Linked DNA regions of Homo sapiens: region 1 is linked to region 2. The links are chromatin contacts, found by Hi-C or POLR2A ChIA-PET in ENCODE. All regions are on one chromosome and are shown on one strand. Each heading gives the region's core, a stretch centred on a gene start or an enhancer-like site at or near the end of the contact. The rest is flanking DNA. Distances are from core to core; before and after follow the strand shown.

Region 1 (5,723 bases), core at 1,982-4,481, 290 kb before region 2:
TGAGGTCTTCTCTTTCTTCATGGTCCGCCTCATCAAAGGTTTAATTTTATTAAGTATGCTGTCTTATATAGGTATTTTTTTTTAAATTTTGGTCTCATCTTGTTCTATCAGTTACCAACAACAATGTATTAAAAATCTCCTACTTAAAGTGTTATACTGGATAATACAAATTCAGGGTTGTTATGCCTTCCTGATGAATAATACCTTTTATCATCATAAACTGCCCTCTTTATTTCTAGTAAAGCTTTTTGCTTTATCTGTTATCAGTCTGACTACACCAAGCCTTCTCTGCATCAATTTTTGTATGGTATGTCTTTTGTCCATCTTTTTACCTTTACCTTCTTCTGTTTCCTTGTATTTTAGGTTTATCTCTTGTAAAGAGTATGTGGTTGAGCTGTATCTATAAATGAACACTAACAATCTATTTGTTCCAACTGTTTTATGTTCCTTTTCCTTTCTTATCTTTTGCTGGAATTTTTTATATCATCTCCCCATATTTTTATTTTTTAGTTACCTTATATATTACAATATTACAAAAGATTATGCATCCTTGACTAATCAAAATCTAATTACTCCCTAAACTCATCCACTATGTTGATTTCTGTTTTAATTCTGTTGCTCTCTCATCCATACACATATGTGTGTATATCTACTGTATTCACAAGACATCCAAATGACCATCCAGCATGGATAGAATCAGACTGAAAGATGCATCTGGAAGGAAAGATGGGTAATTCTGTGACATCCAGATAGCTATGAAAGAATTACAAAGAAACAGGTAGTTCCCTTGATTACTGCTGTTATCACTACCCTCCTGAAATACTTGTTTCATTTTTTGAATCTAGATTGAGTGAATTATATGCATTAAATTCAACAAGCACTTACTGAGGGGCTGCATCAGCACTGTCTTGCGGAGGTGACAATGCCATTCATAATCTGTAACAGCACTTCTTGGACTTTAATGTGCCTGCAAATTGTTTTTCAATCTTTTTAAAAATGACGGTTCTGATTCAGTAGAGCTTGAAAGTCAACATTTCCTTTTTTTTTTCTGAGACAGAGTCTTGCGCTGTTACCCAGGCTGGAGGGCAGTGGTGCACTCTTGGCTCACTGCCACCTTTGTCTCCTAGGGTCAAGCAATTCTCCTGCCTCAGCCTCCCAACTAGCTGGGATTACAGGCACCCGCCACCACCCATAGCTAATTTTTGTATTTTTAGTAGAGACAGAGTTTCACCATGTTGGCCAGGCTGGTCTTGAACTCCTGACCTCAGGTGATCCACTCACTTTGGCCTCCCAAAGTGCTAGGATTACAGGCATGAGCCACCATGCCTGGCCAAGGGTCAACATTTCTAACAAGTCATCAGATGATGCCAATACTATTTTGAAAAGCATTGGTCACCTTAATAAAAGAAAGCTGTTCTCCAACTAATTCAAGTAGTGGATAATCCAAAAATAAGTTATAGTCTATCTAAACAATACACTAGAGGGTTTTTTTTCCCCAATAGATTTACTTTTCTAGTTATAAAGTTGAAACTTTTTTTAGGGAGAATAATACACATTCCCATGCATAACGGTGATATGCTAGGTGACAAAGAATCTGATGTTCTTTTTGGAATTTGCTGTGGATGATCTGAATGTGAATTGGCAAGAAAAAACTTTTTCACTTCTGGTACCTTTTTAGCTATGTATTATAACACCTATCATAACTAGTTAGTGACATTATCAGTTATTTAGTGAAAGTGAAGAAAGATTAAGCCACCAGTACAGGAGGACTGCTGGTAAACATGGTATATAAACGAGGTGTGCTTGCCACATGCTCATTGTCTCCTTTCTTAACTCGACTGCTGTGTATGAAATTCAGAATAAACCTAAGTTTAATTTCCTCCTGCAACACCAAAAAGTATTTAAGTTATCCATTCATTCATTCCTTTCCTATGATAAGATTCCAAGGGGACAAAACTAATATGCGTATTTCTAGTTAACCTGATTTCATAATTAAGCAAATTACCCATGTTTTTACTCTTAAGTTTCTATCTTCCTAAAATTTTAATGCAAATGTTAATGGAAAAAATGACTCAGTTCATCCTGTAACAGGGATGATCATATAAAGTATTATGCGGAACCATATGAAACTGCTGATAGATTTCTGACTACCCTTGGCTTACAAAAACAGTAATTTCATATGGTTCAACCTACTATCTACCGTATTATATAATCTTTATTCAACTCAGTATAATAATATCTTAGCTTAAGAATGTATCACAATACATGTTTTAACATCAGATAATGTTATAATTTAATGATGAACTTAACAAATAATTCAAAGCTATCTAAAATCATCATTTGGAGTGCAGTTCCAAAGTATTTTCAACTGCTGTCAAACAGTATGGAAAGCATGTTGGAGAAAATCATGCATGTGGAGTTCTGTCTTTACGTGCTTCTGAACTGTATGGATCATTTTTACCATGAGCATGTTTCTGTAACTTTGCTAAACTTGGGAAAAATTCAATATTTTACTAAAAGAAAAATGAAGCAGCTTTCTTACTTCAGCCACGTTACTATGTTCTAGCAAGGAACTATAATAACTAGAGACCATATTACCAGTATGGATCAGCACTGATTCTACAGAGAAATATTTCATAAACAACACATCTCAAAGACTGGGACATAAGATTCAAAAAGATAGTGGTAAACACAGAGGAAACAGCAAATACAAAAAGCATGAGAAAAGACCCTAAGTTTAAAAACAAAAAAGTAAAAATAACAAGTATCAGAAGCCATCATCTCTGATACATAACCCACACGTAGCTCTACTTGTAGATCTGAATGTTATTCTTACCTAACCTGAATTTCTTTGTTAGTAATGTGTTAACAGGGGACCATTCCTGTGACAGTATTAATTGATAGTAGATTTTAAAGAGAAACAGTTAAATCAAAGAACAATATTAAAGAACAAAAAGTAAATGAAAATAATTTAATTAAAACTATAGCATCTAAATGTGGAAACTTATGAGGCTGAGGTTCTAAGACAGAATCCACTAAGAAATGAGGAGGGCAACCAAGCTTATGTGGGCAAAAACCCACGAGGTCCCTAGCAACAAGGCACATCCAAAATGAATTGCACCTCTAATGATGGCCGGAAATAAAGGCACATGATTAAGAGGGTAAGTGAACGAAAGTCCATGAGTAAGCTTTGTTCACGATTTTATCATCAGCACCAAGAACAGTGCCTGGCACATGGCCTGCATTCAATAAATATCTGTGCAATAAAGGAATGAACTGAATCCATCAGGAATATTTAGACTGTGAAGAAATCATTGAGAGAGGGAGGGAGGGGACTGCACGGGAGGTAAGGATGAATGTAGTATTTTTTAAATGAGGGGTTCTTGAATCAAAAGCAGAGAAAAGTCTTATAGCACAGGCTACAGCTATTGCTCAGTCAACTGCTCTTACTCATTTTTATATCCCAAGCACACAGTGCAGTGCCTGGCTCCACAGAAGGTGTTAAATAAATATATATTAAAGTGAAAGTAAGCAATGACTGTGACTATGCAAAAAGTCTAATGATAAGGACTATTTAGTAACAGTGAGCCAATAAGAACAAATGAACTGCTTTCTTATTACCCTCTAGTGGCCAATATGTGTTACTACAGGATACACACACACACACACACACACACACACACGTGCCAACATTAAACACACACACACACACATGCACACACAAGCTTGTCAACCCACTAGCCAAAAGAGCATACTCAATTATCTAGAAACACAATGAAATTGCTCATATAAGACGTAAATAAAATCTCAGGTTTTTCAGCATGAAAGATTAACTGAATCTATATATTAAAATTGTTAGTAACAATGGGTTATGGATAAAAACATGTTACCCTTAGGAATTTGTATTATCAGATTTCCACTTATGACCTTTGTAGAGTACCTGGTACCAGACTCCCTCATTCATCATAAACAACTAAAGAACTAGTCAAAACATACGAAATAACCGTTTTCAAACACTGGACAACAGGCAGTGCAGAATCGTGATGACTGAAAAAAGAAATCACTCTTGGTGAGCCCTACAATCCCCCTGGTTTCCTATCTAGAGGCACTTTCCAGGGTACAATATAGGAAGGGGGAGCCCAAACAGAACACAGCAATCTCACTGTGCTGCAGAGACAGAAGGAAGAGTTCAAGGCCACTGAATTGGCTGGAATTTGTGCAGCAGGTAACAAAAAGAGAAGGAGCTCCATCAATCCGTACATAGGGTTCTCCTTGACTCTTTGGCCAAATGCTAAGCTGCACAAGCACTGGGAGAAGGACCATGAAGCCAGGCACAGAACAACTACCAGGGAACTGTGAACTGAATAACTACTAAAATTCACACAAGACTGTAAGACATTGAGTGTTCAAACAGGCTACAGTGGAGAAACCCACAGACATTCAACAGAGACCCCAGAAAATCCACATTTAGGGCTAGGGCTAATCCAGCCCTACAGTAAAGGCTGGCCCCTGTTCTAACAGAGACTGAAACAAACCTCAAAGGATCAAGATGGTCTGCAAGTGAATTAACAGCCTGCCAGGACGACATTCAACACTCTTTAAAGAGAACAACAAAATCCAAACACTCACGGGCCAGCATTCCTCATCCCCATAGCCAGCCCAATTCACTAGGCACAGCAAGAAGCAAGAAAATGTGGTCTGTATTCGGGAGGAAAAAATCCATTTAAGACTCAGAAATGACAGAAAGAGTGAAGTTAGCAGACCAAAACCACTATTATGAATGTTTTAAAATATAAAGGAAAACATGGACAAAATAAGGGAATAGTGAATCTTAATAGAGAAATAGAATCTACGAAAAGGAACTAAATGGAAATTCTAAAAATGAGAAACAAAATAACTCAAATGAAAAATTCACTGAACGGACCTAATAGCAGTTCAGACACCGCAGAAGAAAAGATAAGTGAATGGAAAAACAAAGCAATATAAATTAACCAAACTGAAAACAAGTTTAAAAAAAAAAAAAAAAGGAAAAAGTCACACAAAAATCACACTGAGGCAACTCAACCAAACTGCTGAAAACCAATGATGAAGAAAAAAATTGTAAAAGCAGCCAGAGACAAAAACACCTGTTTCCATATAGGGGAGTCACCACTTTCTCACCAGAAACCATGTGCACCGCCAGAAGAAAATAAAACATCTTTAAATGATGAAAATAAAAAAGACCTTTAACCTACAAATCTATATCCGGTGAGAACACCCTTCAAAAACGAAGGCAAAATACTTTTTCAGACCCATGAAAGTGAAAGAATTTGTCAACAGTAGATCCGCCCTCAAAAAATGTTCACACAAGTTCACAGAAGGAAAATGATTCCAGACAGAAACTGAGATTCACACAAAGGAATAAAGAGCACCAGAAATGTAAATATGTATGTAGATAAATATAAAAGACATTTTTTCTTAATATTTTTGAAAGCCAACTGACTGTTCAAAGCAAAAATAACATTGTGGAGTTTATTACATATAAATAAAACAATCACAGCACAAAGGACAGGAGAAATAAATGTAAGTATTCGGTTGGTGTAAAAGTAGTTGTGGTTTTGCCATTTTATTATAACTTAGATAATTTAAATAAATGTATAACTTAAATAAAATGAAATACTACCTATATTTGAAAATCAAAAATAATCATCTTAAAACTTTAAGACTAATATGCAGATGTGTGC
Region 2 (5,486 bases), core at 1,185-3,684:
TCACTGGTTGAGAAGCCAGCAATCACCTATACTAGCATCAAGGTCCTAAAACTAACAGCTAATTTAAGAAAGCATTTGTGAACATTCCCATCACTGATAAAAACATTCATTTGATGGTCAAAAGCACTGACTCATTAAACAACAGAGCCTACCTGGTTTAAAGCTAAGCACAGCATAAGACTTCAACAACAGTAAACAGGCCAAAATGTTCACTATAAGACTGCCTGTAAGCATAAAAAGCTGATACAATCTAAATGTTCAACAACAAGAAATTGGTCAAATAAATGATCACACATTAATAAAATGGAAAACCAAGTATCCATTTAAAATGATGCTATAAATCGTATTTACTGATATGGAAACAAGTCTACAATATATTAATTGAAGCCTGCAAATTTCAAATAAAATATATATGCTGTGATCCCATCTTTTAAAAACTATTGTTTAATTATATGTAAATGTTCAAACATCCTGGAAGGCTACACATCAAAATATTAACATGAGTGATGGGAAGGTAGATGATTTTCAATTTCTCTTTCATAATTTTTGGTATTATTCATTTAAAAAATTTAAGAACTCTATATATTATTTTATCATTAGCAAAAACTAAACACTATTTGTACAAATAGCAGCAGGAAACACAAGCTCTGACCTTCTTCCTACTTAACTAGACATTGATCTTGTCAAACATTCCATATCTAACTATAGAACTGCTTTTTAAATGACAGCATGATATTTCATTTTATAGGTATATCATAATTTAACTAGTCCGCTATTGATGGAGGTTTAGATTGTATTCAATTTTCTGCTGATTCAAATACAGACAAAACAAACATACAAATCCCCTTGGCTCACTGGTCTCTCTATACATATATGAGTGCAGATCGATTCCTAACTGCCTTCCCAGAAATTTCAGTTTCACTATCTTTCAAAATGTGAATGATTGCTTTTCCTATTTCAAGTGGGGTGGGCATCTGTTTATATGTTTAAAAATCATCTGTATTTCTTTCATTGTGAATTGTCTATTCACATCCATTCTCATCTTTGTGACAGATTGTTGATCTTTTCCTTACTGATTTATAGAAACTTTGTTGTTAAGGAAATTAGTTCTCTATCTGTTTCACACTGCACATAATTTTCCTTGTTTCTCTCCTGTGTTTTGATATGTGTATGTGTATGTATTTGTTGTCATACATATGCTATGCATATAGGATATACACATTACATGCATGTGTATATGAATATAAACATTCTTTTTTCCCATGCTGTTTACTGATCTTACAAAAAATTTTTCCCGTTTTTTTCCTGGATACTTTTATAGGTCCATTTTTTATGCTAAAATCTTTAATCTGCCTGGAACTTATTTTGGTATAAGGAATGAGGTAGGGACCAAGATTGATTTTTTCTAGATGGCAATCCATTTCTCCTATGTATTTAATAATCCAGTTTTTGCTCACTGATAATTTGCCATCTTCGGTTTTGTTTTTTGTTTTTTTTTTTTTGAGACAGAGTCTCGCACTGTCGCCCGGGCTAGAGTGCAGTGGCGCAATCTTGGCTCACTGCAACCTGTGCCTCCTGGGTTCAAGCGATTCTCCTGCCTCAGCCTCCCAAGTAGCTGGGGTTACAGGTGTCCACCACCACGGCCAGCTAATTTTTTTTAATTTTAGTAGAGATGGGGTTTACTATGTTGGCCAGCTGGTCTCAAACTCCTAACCTCGTGATCCACCCACCTCAGCCTCCCAAAGTGCTGGGATTACAGGCATGAGCCACCACACCCAGCCAATCTACCATCTTGATTGACTGACTGAGATGGAGTCTCACTCTGTCGCCCAGGCTGGAGTACACTGGCGTGATCTTGGCTCACTGCAACCTCCGCCTCCCAGGTTCAAGCAATTCTCCTACCTCAGCCTCCCAAGTAGCTGGGATTACAGGTAAGCTACCACACCTGGCTAATTTTTGTATTTTTAGTAGAGACGGGGTTTCAACATGTTGGCCAGGCACTCTCATATTAATGGTCTATGTATGTGGTAATATAGATAGATTTATATTGTGTTTTGATATTTAGTTGCACAACTCCTTTTCTTAGTTTCTCTTCCATACCCATTCTTGATGTTCATTTTTACATATGAAGTTTAAAATCAATTTGTCTAGTTTCAAATTAATCCTGTGCAGTAACCAGGCCTCTTGTTAGTCACAGCCTTGTATAGACCTCTCCTACCATGTATCAGGGTTGGTGGATTGATCTATGTGACCAAGAGAATGCGCAGAAGTGATAATTTGTGACTTCCTAAAGCACTGCCGCTTCTGCCTGGTATCACACACTCTGGGAAAAGCCAGCCCCATGAGGTCAAGCAGGGCTAGGTGGAGGTCCACAAGGCAAGGAACTGAAGCTTCCTGACAACTGCCAACATCCGCTTGCCAGCCATGTGAGTGAGCTATCTTGGAAGTAGAACCTCTGGGCCCAGTTACTCCCGCAGATGACCAAGCCCTGGTCAACATCTTGGCTAGCTACATGAGAATCTCCAGAAGCATCCAACTAAACTGCTCCTGAATGCCTGACTTAGCGAAATTGTGAGATTTCACAATTGTGAAATATTTTACTGTTTTAAGCCACTAGCTTTTGAGGTTGTTTGTTATATATACAGCAATATACATAACTAATTTGCCCTGTTCATGTATATACTGGGATTGTGTTAAATTTTAAAAAGCTTTAGGGAGAACCAATCTCATTATCATAATATGTGTTCTTATCCAAGTACATGAAATATCTTTTCATTTAAGGCTTCTATGTGTCTCTCCATAGCATTTAAAAATTTTTCTTTATATACATTTAAGTATTTTATCTCTTTTTTGGTATTGAAAATATTTTCTTTCAACATACTTTCTAACAGGTAATTGTTTATATATATTTTTATATACAAGTATAGGTTTATATAGGTTAGTGTAGGTTTTCAGTTGATCATTTTGGATTTTCCTGGTACACAGCCCTAGCCTCTGTAAATAATGATACTCACATCTCCTCTTTTCTATCTTCTTTCTTTCTCATATCTGCTTTCTCAGTTAATATACCCAGGATAACAATAAATATTAATGGTGATGTTTTACCATTAAGCAAGATGATGGCTTTTGGCTTAAAATATTAGCATGTTGAGAAATATTCATCAATTCCCATTTTCTTACTAGTTTTGGTCAAGACAGTGACCTGAATTTTATCCAATACCTTTACAGCAACTTTGAGTTGATAAGACAACTTTTCTCTTATGATGCATATTAACGAACTAAATTATATTAGTAGGTTTTCTAATTGAATCATTATTATAGTAGAGAAGGTCTTTATCTTTCTGTATTATTCGCATGAATAAGCTTACTTATAAATTATTATATGCTCATTATACCAGTTAAAACAATAAAGCTGGCCAGCCTGGATGACAGTGAGACCGTGTCTCAAAAATAATTAAAATAAAAATAAATAAAATTTTAAAAATAATAAAATAAAACAATAACGCTGTTATAATTTGAAATAAGTATGCTGGAAAAAAATTACCTTTTCCTTCCCTTCTCAAATTTCAACAATAAAAACAAAATCATTTTTTTGTTATGTTCTCAAGCTTATTCCATGATAACTTTGTGTGGAATAAGCTGACTCCAAAATAGTTCTAGTTCATCATTCCATCTAGATAAATTAATGAAAACTAAACCTTTAAACAGTTTAATGTAATTTTGACTCACTTGTCGTTCCTCAAAAGGATTATATGGCTCAGTATTGACTTCTTGGTGTATTATGTTCCAAGATACCTGTGGGCAAAACAAAAAATAAAATTCACTTTATCTCAATCGCTCTAGTAAAATAAGCCCATCAAGTAGTAACACTTTAAAACACACCCACAATTTTTTCAAGTTTTTTTTCCCATTTAGATCATGTTCCATGCTTTCCGTAAACATGTATATTAGGAAAGTTATTTAGAATTAGCATATCTGGAAATGATTATGATCCATTGCTCTTAACCTATTTTTTTCAAAGCTTCCTAGAAAACATAATGAGTGGGGCAATTCAATAAGGATTTAATGAATTCATACCCTATAAAGGCAACCATAGGAGAATCTTGATTTCATCTCTTCCTTGTTAGGAAAGAACTCATACACATCCCTCTTGTTTCTACCTGGCTGTCTCTTTTTAACATTCTCATTCCTCCCCTGGTTTGACAGGAGAAGCTGGGCCTGTGTAGGTCAGAGTCTTCCTTTTTCCTTCTCTTTCTGAGGAGCTGCCAGCACATTTTCCCTTCCTCCTTCATGCGCTAAGTCCTATGGGGCAGGCACCCCACGCTGGAAGGCCTCCAGGTGGGCCCTCCTGTAACTGGCAGGTAAGGCACTGTGATGCAGGCTACACTTCCAGCTAGCACTTGAACTTTCCTACAAACAGCCACCTTCTCCTCCAGCACCTTTATTAATTCTTAGGATGACGTTTTGGCTCCACCTGCTGTCTTATTTCTCAATCTGTGTAGAATTTCAGTAGCAAAGATGGGTATTGTTTATTGGACCCAAGCTTCTTTCTGAGAAGATTACCTGTCATGCCTCACAAAAGAGTTCATATTTTAAAAGTATTTTCAGGCAAAAGCTTCAGTAATCATTATAAAGTCAATCAACTTTAAGGATTCTTGCAAATATAACGGCAATGAAAAATGAAAAGGAAAATTTAACTTCAGTATTAAGAAGACTTTTCTATTTAACTCTTACCTGTATGGCAACCATCTGCACGTGTGGAATGTTTGTTACTGCACTGGTGCTTTCTGGAATTACTTCACATTTGTTGTTAGAATTTCCACAGTGCTCATCATTTCTGTTAGACTCACTCAGGACTGTATGAGCATCACCTGTGCTGCAGTGTGACTTTACAGATATTCCCAAAGAGCCCTCAAGGATCTGTGTTTCAGAGGCAATCTGGTGACCAGCAACATTCTCAGCATTCAAATGATGACCCTCAAAATAGGCAGCAGCATTTTTATCTGCTCTGTCATTGGCTACAAAAGACGGCACCACTGGTACTGATCTTGGTAGCTGATATTCAGGAGAAAGGCTGGCCAAGGGTGTATATATGCTGGTGTACTGGGGCAAACCTGGTAACACGTTTATGTATGCTGGCGGTGTCTGGGTGATATCAAATCTCTGGAAAGGAAGATACGTACAGTATCCTGTGACCAAATGGGATTGAGCCCAATAAGTTGGTTTCACATCCTCAAGAACCGGTTTGGGGGAATTACAGGAGACTCGCTTGTAATTTGCATCCTCAGAGCCTGGTTTAGGAGAATTAGAAGAGACCCCTTTGGGTTGCCCATCCTCAGAAACTTGTCTAGAAGAATTGTCGGATACTGGTTTGGCCTTCACATCTTCACAAGCTGGCTTGGGAGAATTTGCAGACACAGGTTTGGGTTTCACATTTTCAAAAGCTGGTGCTGAAGATGAATCTGACACTGGTTTAGACTTTACAT

What was found. A loop is a pair of places that touch in the nucleus more often than their neighbours do. ChIA-PET counts read pairs that join two places held with the same protein, here RNA polymerase II (POLR2A). Pooled maps may share reads with other maps.
Region 1: a loop to region 2 is called in a map of endothelial cell of hepatic sinusoid, with 3 times the contacts of the local background. The contact joins two enhancer-like sites. A Hi-C loop is called at or near these places in 2 of 168 maps with a recorded cell type or tissue (HCT116 and endothelial cell of hepatic sinusoid), 3 of 37 single-sample maps with no recorded cell type and 4 of 50 pooled maps. POLR2A ChIA-PET finds 5 or more read pairs at or near these places in 4 of 52 experiments (AG04450, HEK293, OCI-LY7 and 1 more).

Annotation. Positions count from the first base shown.
Region 1 is chr21:37,461,164-37,466,886 of GRCh38, reverse strand. All of the region lies in intron 2 of DYRK1A (dual specificity tyrosine phosphorylation regulated kinase 1A), which reads right to left. Among named protein-coding and RNA genes, the nearest start is that of KCNJ6-AS1, 55 kb to the left of the region's middle. RefSeq lists a silencer at 3,579-3,628. Within about 2 kb of position 3,231, at least 9 of the 41 ENCODE cell types and tissues checked have a DNase peak (open chromatin) inside an H3K27ac peak, as active enhancers do.
Region 2 is chr21:37,165,864-37,171,349 of GRCh38, reverse strand. TTC3 (tetratricopeptide repeat domain 3) reads right to left here. Exons shown (of 46, transcript NM_001330683.2): 33 at 4,735-5,486; 34 at 3,730-3,795. Among named protein-coding and RNA genes, the nearest start is that of TTC3-AS1, 25 kb to the left of the region's middle. Within about 2 kb of position 2,434, at least 2 of the 41 ENCODE cell types and tissues checked have a DNase peak (open chromatin) inside an H3K27ac peak, as active enhancers do.